2 separate regions of the Homo sapiens genome follow, and region 2 is linked to region 1. A link is a loop called in an ENCODE intact Hi-C map of the cell type or tissue named here. Cell type or tissue: MCF 10A. All regions are shown on one strand. Links, peaks and the distances in the headings refer to the core of each region. The heading gives the core; the rest is flanking DNA.

Region 1 (6,758 bases), core at 1,439-3,938:
TTGTTGTCATTCAACACTCATAATGAAGTTCTTAGATGCTTCATGTTCAATATCATCCAAGATCTCCATTCCAATCAAATTTAAGTTTAAAGTGATAGTTACACTTAATTAGAGTCAAATTCTTCTTTTATTTTGGGTTTATCTTAATCATCCCTTTTATCCACTGATCCAGAAGCCTGCAATTTCACACACGGGCACCCAGAAATGCTATATTATTCATTTGGGACCGTGAGACAAACAGAGTTCATGGTCTTGTACATCCATTGTCAGAAGACTTTTATACTCAAATAATTGAGTCAGTTGGGCAGCCACAGCCCCTGGGGAAAAAATTGAGCCAAAAGAGTATAGAAAAAATATAATTTCTCCAAAAGACTCTTTTTTTTTTTTGAGATGGAGTCTCACTCTGTTGCCTCGGCTGGAGCGCAATGGCGTTATCTCGGCTCACTGCAACCTCCGCCTCCTGGGTTCAAGCGATTCTCCTGCCTCAGCCTCCTGAGTAGCTGGGATTACAGATGTGCACCACCACGCCCAGCTAATTTTTGTATTTTTAATAGAGATGGGGTTTCACCAGGTTGGCCAGGCTGGTCTTGAACTCCTGACCTCATGATCTGCTTGCCTCGGCCTCCCAAAGTGCTGGGATTACAGGCATGAGCCACTGCGCCCAGCCCAAAAGACTCTTTCTAAAAACAGTATCAGAATAACATGTTTTCCCTAAAAACCTCTCCACTGAGAAGAATGTATATGTTCAGAAAGAAACACTGGTAACATTTCAGAAATCAATGACAAGATAGGCCAGTGCCCAACAATGGAAAACACAGTGTGTGGGACTATCACAGTGCACAGTCCCCTAGAAACCAAAGAGGAAGAGAAGTACAGAATTTTAAAGCTTGAAAGAGGCCCAAAGACCATGTAATCCAGTTACTTGCAAACCCTTTCTAAGGGCAGATTCTTTTGTTCAAATGAAATCTTACCCGGAAGATTTATATAAAAGCTGAGATGCTCTTATTGAGTCAGGAAGGAACGGGGTGGTCTAGAGCCTAACCCACTCTACTCCACTCCCATCCTCTCACCCGCAAAAGTCCTTGTAAGGGCTCCAGGGAGCCCCTGGGGTTCCTCAAGTCACAGTTTGAAAAAAATCACTATTTCAATCCCACTTCCTCCTTTTGCCACTGGGGAAAAATGAAGCCCAGAGAAGTCCAGGTTACCCAGCCAAGATAGGGGTCTAGGCAGTCACCTATCTTCCTTCAACAATTTTTCCATGATGACACCCCGAATCCTCTCACGAACTGCCTTTTGTTTCTGCAGACTATATGCGTATTTGTATTTGTGTGTTTGTAACCATGCCCGGTGATCCCAAGAAAACATAACAAACCAGTCCTTGCTTTCGCTTTAAAGCTTGGAGTCTGCCATTTGAATACAACATCTCGGCTGCCCAAGATGGCTAGAAGCAGAATGCAAAAAGGCACAGGGTTATAAATACCTGTCTCATAGATGACCTGGGACACTGTGCTTTGCAGCCTAAATTAGGCAGAGTTTCTGTTGTCACGAAGAAGTACTAAAAAGCGGGCAGTTCTCAGCGAGACACCTGAGAGCTGGCATCCACATGAGGAGAGGCCCCATCACTTACATTACACTCATGAAGCCCAGAGATGTTAGCTACATTTTTCTAGGTAGCACAGCTAGGAAATGATGGACACTGAATTTGAATCTAAAGGCAACTAGCTGCAAAACCTGAGGTCTTAACACTGGGCCTATAATGCTCTTCCTTCTCACCACATGGGAAAAACGGAGAAAGACATGATCTTACAAAAGCACTGGGCTCAGCCAGCCTGGGAGAGAGGCAGCGCAGACCGGCACCAGGGTGGAATCTCTGTGTTTCCCCTCCAGCTTGCACAGAGGAAAATTCCTCACCAAACGCACGATCCCCGCACAGCTCCCAGGGACAAGAATTTTCTGCTTGTTTACTGAGTCCCCTGGGCTGGGAGTGGGGGGTTGCAGGGCAGGGGTGAGCTGCGCACAAAAGCAGGATAAAGGTAAACTTTCTGCATATGAGAACCATTTCCCCCCCTCCAAGGAGCCGTGTCACACTGTATGTCACCGTCATCAAAGGGGCTGTGCGTAAACCTGAAAAACCAAACGGACCTGTCTGTAGGTGTCACTTATATCACAAGGCTACAGGTGTCTTTATTTCCACTGCACGCTGGTGCTGGGAGCGCCTGCCTTCTCTTGCCTTGAAAGCCTCCTCTTTGGACCTAGCCACCGCTGCCCTCACGTAAGCGCCTTTTCTTTGCTTTTTTGGATGAATCGTAAGGGGTGTCAGGGCTCAGAGGCTCGGCCTGGGGCCTGGGTCTGCTCGTCCATCTCCAGCTCCAGGGCCGGCACCTGCGCTGGGTGCAGTCCCAGGGCCTCCGGGAGCTGTTTGACACGGATGTGACGGCTTGCCTCAGAGAGACCTGCTTGCCTCCGCAGGCCGTGTGGCCACCAGCCCTCCTCACAGCCACCACTCCCTCTGGATCCCTTAGCTGAACCAAGGGGAATTAAGAGAACGCGCCCAGGCGCTCAGTTCTCTATCCTCCCTAAAGCTTCTTTAGGAAGGGAAGCTGGATTTTACTCAGAAAAATATTCAGCTTCAAGGAAAGCCCCCCACCTACCCTTCTCCCCTGACTGAATTCCTTTCCCCACCGGCCTGCCCACTGTCCCCCACCCCCTCGATACAGAGAACTCCCTTATTATAGTTTGGGGCATTTTCAGGAATTTGTACAAAACAGTTTTAAAAGAAACCCATTTGCCCTCTGACATCTCCCCAGAAGAGAATGCTTCCAGAAAAGCAATGGTTAGCGTTTTTCCACTGTGTTCTCAGGCCTTGTCAGACTCTGCAGTGTGTGGGGTTTCTGTGGGGTTGCCCCCTGCTGACAGCGACAGGTAGCACAAGCTCCCTCCTCAGGCTGAAGCCGGGCCTGCGTGTGGATGCCTTTTGTACGCCCGAAAGTGTGTCAGACATCACTAGGTGCAATCGCTTCATGTTACAGATGAGGAAACTGAGGCCAGAAAGGCTAGATGACTTAGGGAGGCAGCTCTGTGGTTCAGTCTAGTCCAGAGACCCAGGGAAAGGGGTGGTTTGCCCATCCGAGTGAACGCTTGATTCTGTTGTCTTCGTGTTCTCTGCAATACTGTTTTTCATAATCTAAGGTATTCTCGGGCCGGAGTTTTCAGTTTGGTCATCTCCCTTTTTCAGAAGTCACCAGAGTGGCAAATTTTTAGATACATTGTTGATGGCTGATTTTTCCCTCTAAAACAGGATTGAATATATGTATTATGCCCCGTCCTTTGCATATATCGGATTGCATGATTTAAAAAAAAAAAAATCCCCATTTTAGAGATGAGGAAACCGTAGTTCGAAGAGGGGCATGAATATTTATATACCACATCTATATGAAAAAAAGCTTAAGAATTTCAGCAGTCTGGGTAGTAAGAAATGTGCCCCACGTTCGCAGCAGCAGAGGTAGGATTTAACCCCTGATATATGTAATCCAAAACTGGTAAGCTTTGCATCGAAGCCTACAGCAAACTACATGGCATACCTTTTTGGATCTTCGCTGCACCTTCAGAAAAACAGCTACAAACAAACAAACACGCAAACTCCCTAAGCGAGCTAAAGAAAAATGAGGAATCACTTGACAAGAGGTCAGCAAATTGGTTCTCACAGTTGCTAGGGTTCCTCTCAGAAGAACAAACCCTCAAGCACCCAACCCTCAATCTTTCTTTAGCAGTAAGTGTTGAAATACTCCACTGGGTTCTCCTCAGTGGGCCCCTTCTTAGGGAGGTCCAAGGGCTGGGAAATTGACCCTCCCTTGCTCACAAGTCTTGGGACGGAGTGGACATTTGGGTATCACTGAGGCTTTAAGGAAGGAAAACCGATTTTCTTCCCAATGATACCACTCAGAGGGTGGGGTTGAGGAAGCCCAATCTTGGCCACTTTTTTCTATATTTTGCACCCTATGGCCTAGTTCTGCCCAGTGATGATTTGGCCCGTAAACAGCCAATGTGTAGATGCTTAATTGGGCCAATTTTTGGTCACATGCCCAGAGTGAAGTTGATGATCACCACCAGAGTCAGGAAGGAATTTTCCTCCTCTGGCAAACTGGCCAAGGCTGAGTGGTTTGCTCCTTCCCCTCTCTCTGGGAGGCTGAGCAGGGGTGCCGGGTTGCTCAGGCCATGGGAGCCACACCTGTTATTGCTGCCTCTGATTTGTGTGACACTGAGAAGCCCACAGGCCTGTCCCTCCAACTCGGTGGACCCTCTCTGTGTGCATTTGGTGTGTGAGCCAGCTCTGAGAAGGGTTCAGAAGCCACTGGAGGCATCTGGGGACCTCAGCTTCCATGCCATCTCTGCCTCACTCCCACAGGTACCTGCAGCCAACTTTCTCATGTGTGAAGTGAGCCCACCTGATTCCACCACCTTGTGTTAATCATTCTTGAGCTTTTCCTACTTACTAGGCAGCTAGAATGATGACTACATTTGGGGGAAACTGATTCCAGCTTCCACGGATCTATCGGTGGGCAGTGAGTGAGGGTCCAGAGTGTTTAAGGTACCCAGCTAGGCTGGGCAAAGAATATCCAGTTGTCCTGAGGTATCTACCTCCAACTGGGGTAGAAGGCAGTGGGCACAGGAGAAAAGGGAGAAGAGGAAATCAGGGAGCTTTTTCAGCACTAAAAGTTCAGTCTGTGTGTAGTGGTTGGATTTTCCTCCAATTTGGTGGACTTGCTTGACCAAAAAAATGCAAATATAATCAATGTGTATGCATATGTGTGTGAGTGCCCAGGTTTGGATGTGTTGGCTCAATCAGGTGGGTGTCTGCAGAAAGTCACAGAGTTAGGGCAGACCTTGGGGGCTGTTTTATCTGTGTTCTTGTTTAGTAGTTGAAGAACTGAGATTTGGAGAGGGGCAAGAGGCAGAATCATAACTCCAGGCCCAGGGCTCCTTCCATGATGAGCCAGCTAGTCCCTCACAAAATGAAAAGTATGTCCAGAACAGCAGGCCAAGAGACCTCCCAGCAGATCCCTGTCTGTACTGGCGCTGACACTAGGTGGATCTATCACAGCGCTTCTCCACCTTTTTTTTATCACTTCTCCTAAGGACACTTTTTAGGTCATTTTTTCTTAATCATCTCCCCACCAGAAATGTGAGTACCAGAGATAAACTATACATCTACTGTAGACCTTTGGAGCATGATAAAACACTGTAATTAATAACTCAGTTTTTTGATCCCCAAGAACTCATCTTTGTTCCCTAAAGAGGGGGGCAATATCACCCCCCTTGAGCAGGCCTGGCCTAACCTCAGGCCTGTGTTCACATATCCCTGGGCCTCAGTGTTACTTCTGAGAAAGGGGGCTCTGGACATCTGCCTTTTCACACCTATCCTGCTCTACCTCCACTAAAGAAGTCCTTAAGAGCTAAAATGTTCAATTATTGCAAGGACCTTAGAGGGCCTAGAGAAGAGAGGCTACTGAATACAAAGCAGCCATTATTCTTGAACTCTCACACCTACTGCATGCTGGCTAAGTAGCCAAGGTCTTTTGTGGAGAGCCCAGAGTTAATAACACCCACTCCTGCTGTAACAGGAAAAAAAAAAAAAAACACCTTTTTCTGCTTTTATAAAAGATATTTTTTCCAAAAGCAAGAAATAATTACAGAAGAAAAATAGCATGCTGTACACCTGAGAAGGCCCTTTACAAAAACTTAATGGATATAATTTGCCTTAGAAGGAATTACCAAAGGGAATCAGATACAGCATTGTGTATAGCACTAGAGAGATTACAGATCAAGTGAGTAGGCCGGTATAAAGAGGAGAAAGAATAACAATATTAAAAGAGGTAAAAATACTATTGATCAAAAAATATTTCTAGTTTTTATATAATGCCATTCAATTTACCAAATGACCTTTTTTTTTGTTAATACCCAATGACTTTTGAGAGCAATTAGTGAGGCATAGATGAGGAAGATCTCATTCCCACTGTCGTGTTTTGTATTTGATGGATTCCTTATTTGACACTGAAGACCTGGGGACTGTTTTCTGTTTTCTTCCGTGTGGAATTCACCTCTCCTTTCTCCCAACCCAAAGAAGGTCATATCACAGGCCTGCCATCCTCTTCTTTAGTTTTCTGAGCCTTCTGGCCCAGAAGAAAAGGGATATATTTGTCTTCAGCCCTCACTTAAAGGAACTTTTCTGAAGTCCAGTCCAGAAAGCAGAAGTGGCTTTCAGCTCCTGAGGCCCTTCCCTTCCTCATAACCTCTCACCCCATCCCTCAGCATCCTACCCCCTCCCTGCCCCCCTCACTCAGGATATAAAACCAGCCAATCCGTGGGAAAATCACAGCCCAAACCCAGGCAGCCTTGACATCTGTTTGATTGGGCTCCCAGGAGGAGATCCATGCCCACGATAATCTGCAGAGCACATTAACCCTCTCCAGGCATCAGCAAAGAGACTTCCCAGCAGAGTCTGGAAACTCTTGGGTGATGGCCCAGAAAAGGTGCCTAAGTGTCAGAATTCAAACTCGGTTATATATTTACATCTGGAGAGGAGTTCTCATGCACGTTTTTGTTGTTGTTGTTGTTGTTTTCGAGACAGAGTCTCACTCTGTCACCCAGGCTGGAGTGCAGTGGCACGATCTCAGCTCACTGCAACCTCTGCCTCCTGGGTTCGTGATTCTCATGCCTCAACCTCCTGAGTAGCTGGGATTACAGGTGTGCACCACCAT
Region 2 (6,758 bases), core at 2,230-4,729, 380 kb before region 1:
CATGCTACCAAGTATGTTCATATACCTGAGATTCTAGAGGATCCTCTCTAGGTAGATAGGATTTGTTTCAAAGGTTCAGGTACTTTGGTTTTTGAAACAGAGTCTTGCTCTGTCACCCAGGCTGGAGTGCAGTGGGGCGATCATGGCTCACTGCAGCCTTGACTTCCCAGGCTTAAACAATCCTCCTACCTCATCCTCCTGGGCAGCTGGGACTACAGGCATGTGCGACCACGCCTGGCTAATTTTTTCTGGGGTTTTTTTTTTTTTTTTTTTTGTAGAGACTGGGTCTCACTAAGTTGCATGGGCTGGTCTCAAACTCCTAGGCTCAAGCAACCCACCTGCCTTGACCTCCCAGATACATATTTCAAAGTCACTTAAATACAGATGACTAATCATTAAAAATCCTAATAATTATTTTTTATTGAATCAAAAGAACGGCAGTATGCTTTCTAAGCACCTGTATCATTAATGAATATAGTGCCTGCTAATCTGTATTCCTCAGAGGACAAAACAAGATGTACTGGACTTAAATTGAAGCAGAAAGGATAAATAGTATTCAATTGCTCATTGTATTTATTTAGTGTCATTTATTCAAGAAGATGAAGAAATAAAGTAAGTATTAGTAACTGTGAGTAAGAAGTAACTTGCTATCAATGAAATTAAGATTATAGAATCTCATTCAAGGATTTCCAATACAGGATTAATCTTTTTTTCCTCCTGAAATGTGTTAGGAATATTATTGTCTGGAGGTTGTGTGTTAAATTGAGTGATGTTGATTTATTACTTCATTCTAATTCACTTTCTTTAACAAAATTGGATTATTAAAATATTTATGTGCTGTTGAATATATATAGTCATGCCCCCAAGGAGGCTGCATTGCATATTAAGGAATGGAATGTAAAATATAATCAGAACATTGGGAACAAAAGGGATTCAATGGTACACCACAAGATGATGCCATTATAATTTTATCTGCTTTAAATTACTGAGTTAACTCATGAAATTTTCATTGAACATTGGGAAATGACAAGAGGTTCCTCTGTTAACAACTGGCACAGTTAGGGATAAAAGTATGCTCTCAGTCTAGTAAGATTATGTTCCATATGGTAGATCAATAAATCCATCTGTGCCTCCTCTCTTACCATCAGCCTAGTTGCTAATGTGTAAATACAGCATTGCTCAAGCTTTCACATTATTTTGCCAAAACTTTCAAGATGGCCTATTCACAGCAAATCCTACGATAACAACATTTATTCTTGTTTCATGTATCCATTTAGAAGTTGAGTCCCAGTAATATAGTTTCCCAACTGTATTATTTATAATAAATCATATTCTAAATGCTGTCTTTAGTTAACTGCTTTTTATTTGCATGTTCAGAAATAGTTTGTGTATGTATAAAATAAAGCTTTCTACCAAATGAGCTAAAATAACCATTTCCAACTGGCTCTTTAAAAAAACTAGCAAAGTTAAAAATAGGTGAATGCAGGACTCAAGATGAAATATTTTTGATCAAAAAGACATAAAGGACTATGTTCTTTCTAGTAGAATTTTACTAATCCATGCACTACCATTTTATGTGACCACCATAAACCACTCATTGGCGCATCTTTTAAAATTAAATGGGCTTTTATAGCACTAAAATCAGCTCATAGGAAATTTTCATCATATATGTGAAATGCTTTATCCTTAGTTCTTAATGGGTGTGGAGGTCATGGAAGGAAAGAGCCACAGTCACATGGCACTGTATTTGGAATCTTATTAAATTTGTGCTTTACATAGTAAAATGAATATTTTGTAGTAAAATGTTGGTTTTTTTCCCTAATATTTAAATGACTTAATAAGTCACTAGCATTATCAGCAATACTATTCTCATGTTGTTAGTGAAAGTTTGGCTCTTTGATGCTTAGGGCAAATAAATTTGGAATAAAATGCAAACGCAATAAATTATGTTTCCAGAATAATACAGACAATAAGCTCTTTGGGAACATAAAATGATTTACTAATTCCAAGATTTGACTGGACCATTCCAGCTTATGCTACAAGTATGTGGTACCAAAAATTAAGTCAGAAGAAGGAAATAAATGACCAAGAAAATAATAGTAATCAAGGCAATTCCAGGATACTCAATAGCTACTGTGTTTAGGTTGGGTCGCTATCATTCAAATTTATAATTTCCTGTTTTCACAGAGTAATATTGACAGGTGTCAGAGAGACTGATCCTGTTGCATGTGATTAGGACTACAATTAATAAAGTCACATTGTAGACAAAATAATTGAGGCACTATAAGATTTAAATTATTTTTTAACTGACCAGAAAGCAAATAAAAATAGAAGCAACTGAACATAGATGTATTTTGACCTCTTGGGGTTTGGCCCTTGCTTACCACAGTGAAAATGCAGGAGTACAGAGAAGTATATTCCAAAATTTAGTAACTTGAAATTCAAAATGCTTTCTGTTTGTGGCTTAAAGCACCAAGTAGATATTTCACTTTAATATTTGGCATGTTTCTATTCTAAAAAGCTCTGTCATTTTTATATTTTTATCCAGATATCTCTTTCTTTGTAGGTGTAAATATATTTTTCTAAAACATTTGGCTAATCTTTTAATTACCCAAAGTTCATCAAAGTCTAAATTAATTTCCATTTTACAAAGACATTTACAACATACCAAGTCACTTGAATAAACAGAGTACCCTTGGTTTTCCTACTTTATAGATGGGTTTTACTTACCAGCAGACCATTTTGTACTTTATTTGAGTCTATTCCCAGGACTGCATAAATTTCTCCCCACATAAGAAGACCCACAAGTCCACTTATCTGTGGAGGTGAGTGGACCATGTACCATCCTAGAGCTTCTTCCATGTTACACAAGGACACAAGATTTGGATCACTGGTATTCACAAAGAGCCCTTGTTAATAGTATGATCCCAACCCATTCTCACTGGTTGCAGAGGAATGTCCCTTTATGTTATCCTTATGTTGCAGAACTCGGAAACAATAGCCACTTCATGAAAGCAAATGCTCGCGTGCAGCTAACAGTGCATTGGATTTCCACTCACATTATCAGACATTTGTTTTCTAGACTTTATCAGTGGAACCTTAAAGAAACTTTGATTTCACCTTAGATTTTTATCGGTTCCAAGCCTACAGGTTTATTAGCAACCTGAACTTCAGCAGCTTGGTATATAGGCCATCATCCTCATTTACACTATGAAATGTTTGATATTTGTTCAATATCCCTGTGTCTGTGCCTTACTAGCAGAAACTAGAGCATGCAGGTACTGGCATTTTCTTGGTTTGCATATATGCAGTAGCTCATTAATACTCTCTGGCAGCAACTGAAACTGGTAAGTTATCAAAGATATCCAGCGAGAAGAGAAAAAACCTGATATGTGAGCCAAGGGACGTTTGTTTAGTTGTTGTTGAGGGTGGAGGGAATTTAGAGAAGATTTGAAATTAATTTCCAAATCAAATTTGAGAGCACCTTGTGGTAAATGGTAGTCTATAGCATCTCCCTTAGTCCAACATCCTGTAACAAAGAGATCTTCACATGTAGCCATTCTGATATTTTGAACTCTTTGTAGTTGTTTTAGCTTTATTACTAAATTTTTTTCCAAGATATGTATGCTTTTCAAATGGGAAGCATGTGATTCTATCCAAAAAGTAGCCCAGTGTTAATACAGTAATTTAAGAAACTGTCCAGCAGAGGTCTCTGAACTTCATGGTTTAAGAAGAGCATTTCAAACAATAAATCAAACCTGATTCTTTGCATGACAGAAATATACTTCTATTGAGCATATTTTCCAGATTGGATTTTAGAATAACTGTATTTCACATAGGTTAAACTCTGCTTATTCATGTTTAAAGACGCTGAAAACTTATGTTTTCAGATTTTTATTCCCCTAACAGGATAAAAGCCTGGTTACCACCAACTTTGCACTATAAAAAGAATAAATATATATGAAACGTAGAAGACAAAAGCAACAACTAATATTCTACAATGCCACCAGCACTACAAAGGCATTGATGTAGTTTGGCTTTCTTTCTATGCAGCCAAAATCCATAATTAAATCAAGCAACTGGCTGTATTGCTTGATTTATAAAGAACATGCATGATTGGACTGCAAACTTTTCTTTGTGCAAAAGCAGGAAATAAATAAATACCAATTTGTATGTTTTGTGTTGCCAGCGATGAAATCTACATTGCTCCTTCAGGAGTGCAAAAGGAACGAATTCAGGTATGGTAATGGGATTCTTTAACCTCAGTGTCTTTTCTTCTTAATTACTGTTTTATGAAATGGAATTAATTTTAAGAGAAAACATTCATTTTATCATAGCAATTTGAATAACTAATCAGCAAACATTTATTGAGTAATTATTAAATGTTTTGTAAGGTGGTAGATATCTTCCATACAACCGGTGTATGTTTTGAAATCTCATTCAACCTATAGGGGGCAAAAGTGAATAGTGCAATCTTAAATCACAGTAAAGAGCAATTATAACTTTGCAGCTTTATAACACTACGATCTTTATCAGGCTGGTGGAATAATCAGATTGATGGTCTCAGATGAACCAAATTAATTCATATTTCCTAATAGCAAAGTTATTCTAATTTCAGGATTTCAAGTTATGAAACTTTGTTTCAAATTTTGAGAAGTCTTATTCTGTGTTAATGCCAGAATAATACCCCAAATCTAGTTAAAGCAAACACATAATTATTTAACTTCTAATGCAAGAAAAAAAAGAAAAGCTGCTTTGTTAATAAAACATTTGTATTGTAGTTTTTTAATAAATCCTGGCAGATAAAAGCTACAGAAATACGCATGCTTTACTGTATGTGGATCAGATACCCATCAACAGTAGACTGGCGAAAGAAAATGTGGTACATATATACCATGGATTAGTATGCAGCCATAATAAAGAACAAGATCATGTCCTTTGCAGCAACATGAGTGGAGCTGGAAACCATTATCCTAAGTGAATTAATGCAGGAACAGAAAAATCAAATACCGCATGTTCTCACTTACAGTGGGAGCTAAACATTGAGTACATACAGTCACAAAGAAGGGAGCAATACACACTGGGACCTACTGGAGGGTGGAGGGTGGGAGGAAAGTGAGGATGGAAAAACTGCTGTCAGTTACTATGCTTATTACATGGGTGACAAAATAATCTGTACACCAGACTCTTGTAACATGCAATTTACCTATGTAACAAACCTCCACATGTACCCCTGGACCTAAAATAAAAGTTAAAAAAAAAAAGAAAAACCTGTAGATCTACATAATTTCTTAAGCTTTAAGAAGAATATACCTTATTGAGATTAACCTTTCTGAGTACCATCTAAATTTCTCAAGGGTTAGAAAAATTACTCAAAATTTTGCTTTTATCTAACAAAATGTGGGGAAAAAAATTTTAACACCCATCTTTGGAATGTCGATTTCTTTATATAGACTTTCTGAAATACAGTTGTGAAATTATAGGGCAAAGTTGAGAAGCTAAATTGTTGAAATGACAGCAGTAACATCATTACATAAATAGTAATTTTCCATATCATTTTTTGTCTTCAAATTTTTTTTAATTTTTGGGATTTGTATTAAACTTCTGAGAATATTTTTACTAGTAGAAATCACTGTTTTATTTCTCAAAATTGCTAAATTATTTTGAGAAACTATAATTATATATTTAAAATGTAAGTTAAATATATGCATATATTAGCACTCTATGTATATGTATACTAAATATACACACAAGTATGTATACTATAGATAAACTTTCTTGTATTCTTATGTATATGTACACAAGAAAAGGAACATTTCTAATTGATATTTTACAAGCCTTCTTTTTTTCTTTTTTTCCCCTCTATAAATAGCCTGAAGACATGTTTGTTTGTGATATAAATGAAAAGGACATAAGTGGACCTTCGCCATCGAAGAAGCTAAAAAAAAGCCAGTGTACTCCTCTTTTCATGAATGCTTACACAATGAGAGGTATGCAGAAAATATATTCAACATAAAGAATATTTGCAGAGTAGGCTCCTCTAAATAATGGTAATTATTATTTCAGTTAACATTTCTTGGATACCCACCATGTGCAAGAACTTGAAGTGCATGAACTTACTCAGTTCTCACATCAACCTATGAGGAAGGTCCATTATTCCACTTACCCTCCTGCCTACTACCAACTTATTCCATGCCAGGAAAAATAAGCCCATAACCATATGTAAATATAAGTATAACTATATGGACTTTTTTTCTTTAAAAGCTATAATTCAGTCTTCATTGAGCATGCGGCTTTCTTCTTCCTCCTTCAGGAGCAGGTGCAGTGATTCATACCCACTCTAAAGCTGCTGTGATGGCCACACTTCTCTTTCCAGGACGGGAGTTTAAAATTACACATCAAGAGATGATAAAAGGAATAAAGAAATGTACTTCCGGAGGGTATTATAGGTATTTTTTTTTCCTTTTTCTTAAATAATTTGAAAAGAATTCTTCCTTCTCTTTGATAAATAGAATACTGATCATTTTATGCATATAATGAGATGTCGTGGGATCTGTGTTAAATAATACTCCATTTAATATTACACTTCTAGACCTATTCTCATGACACGAATGGGATGTCTTCCCTCCTCTCCCGCCCCTACCCCAGCCATGGTAAATTATTAGTAATATGAATAATGAAATGTTTGTTTAAACTGAAAAAAATCTTGACTGAGATCTCTATCATGATGGAAAGATTATGTTCCTGTATTGAGGCAG

Evidence for each region. A loop is a pair of places that touch in the nucleus more often than their neighbours do. Peaks named below come from ENCODE experiments on the same cell type or tissue, not always from the same donor. Only the 100,000 strongest peaks of a DNase experiment are listed, where the experiment ranks them.
Region 2: it touches region 1 in a loop (19-fold over the local background); 31 of 110 quality-filtered maps call a loop at or near these places.

Annotation. Positions count from the first base shown.
Region 1 is chr11:34,509,191-34,515,948 of GRCh38, reverse strand. ELF5 (E74 like ETS transcription factor 5) reads left to right here and starts at 2,155. Exons shown (of 7, transcript NM_001422.4): 1 at 2,155-2,272. In MCF 10A, for the core only: a CTCF peak has its summit at 2,921 (motif pointing left); a DNase peak (open chromatin) is centred at 2,918.
Region 2 is chr11:34,887,984-34,894,741 of GRCh38, reverse strand. APIP (APAF1 interacting protein) reads left to right here. Exons shown (of 7, transcript NM_015957.4): 3 at 4,190-4,238; 4 at 5,873-5,990; 5 at 6,314-6,449. Among named protein-coding and RNA genes, the nearest start is that of APIP, 25 kb to the left of the region's middle. In MCF 10A, for the core only: a CTCF peak has its summit at 3,708 (motif pointing right); a DNase peak (open chromatin) is centred at 3,711.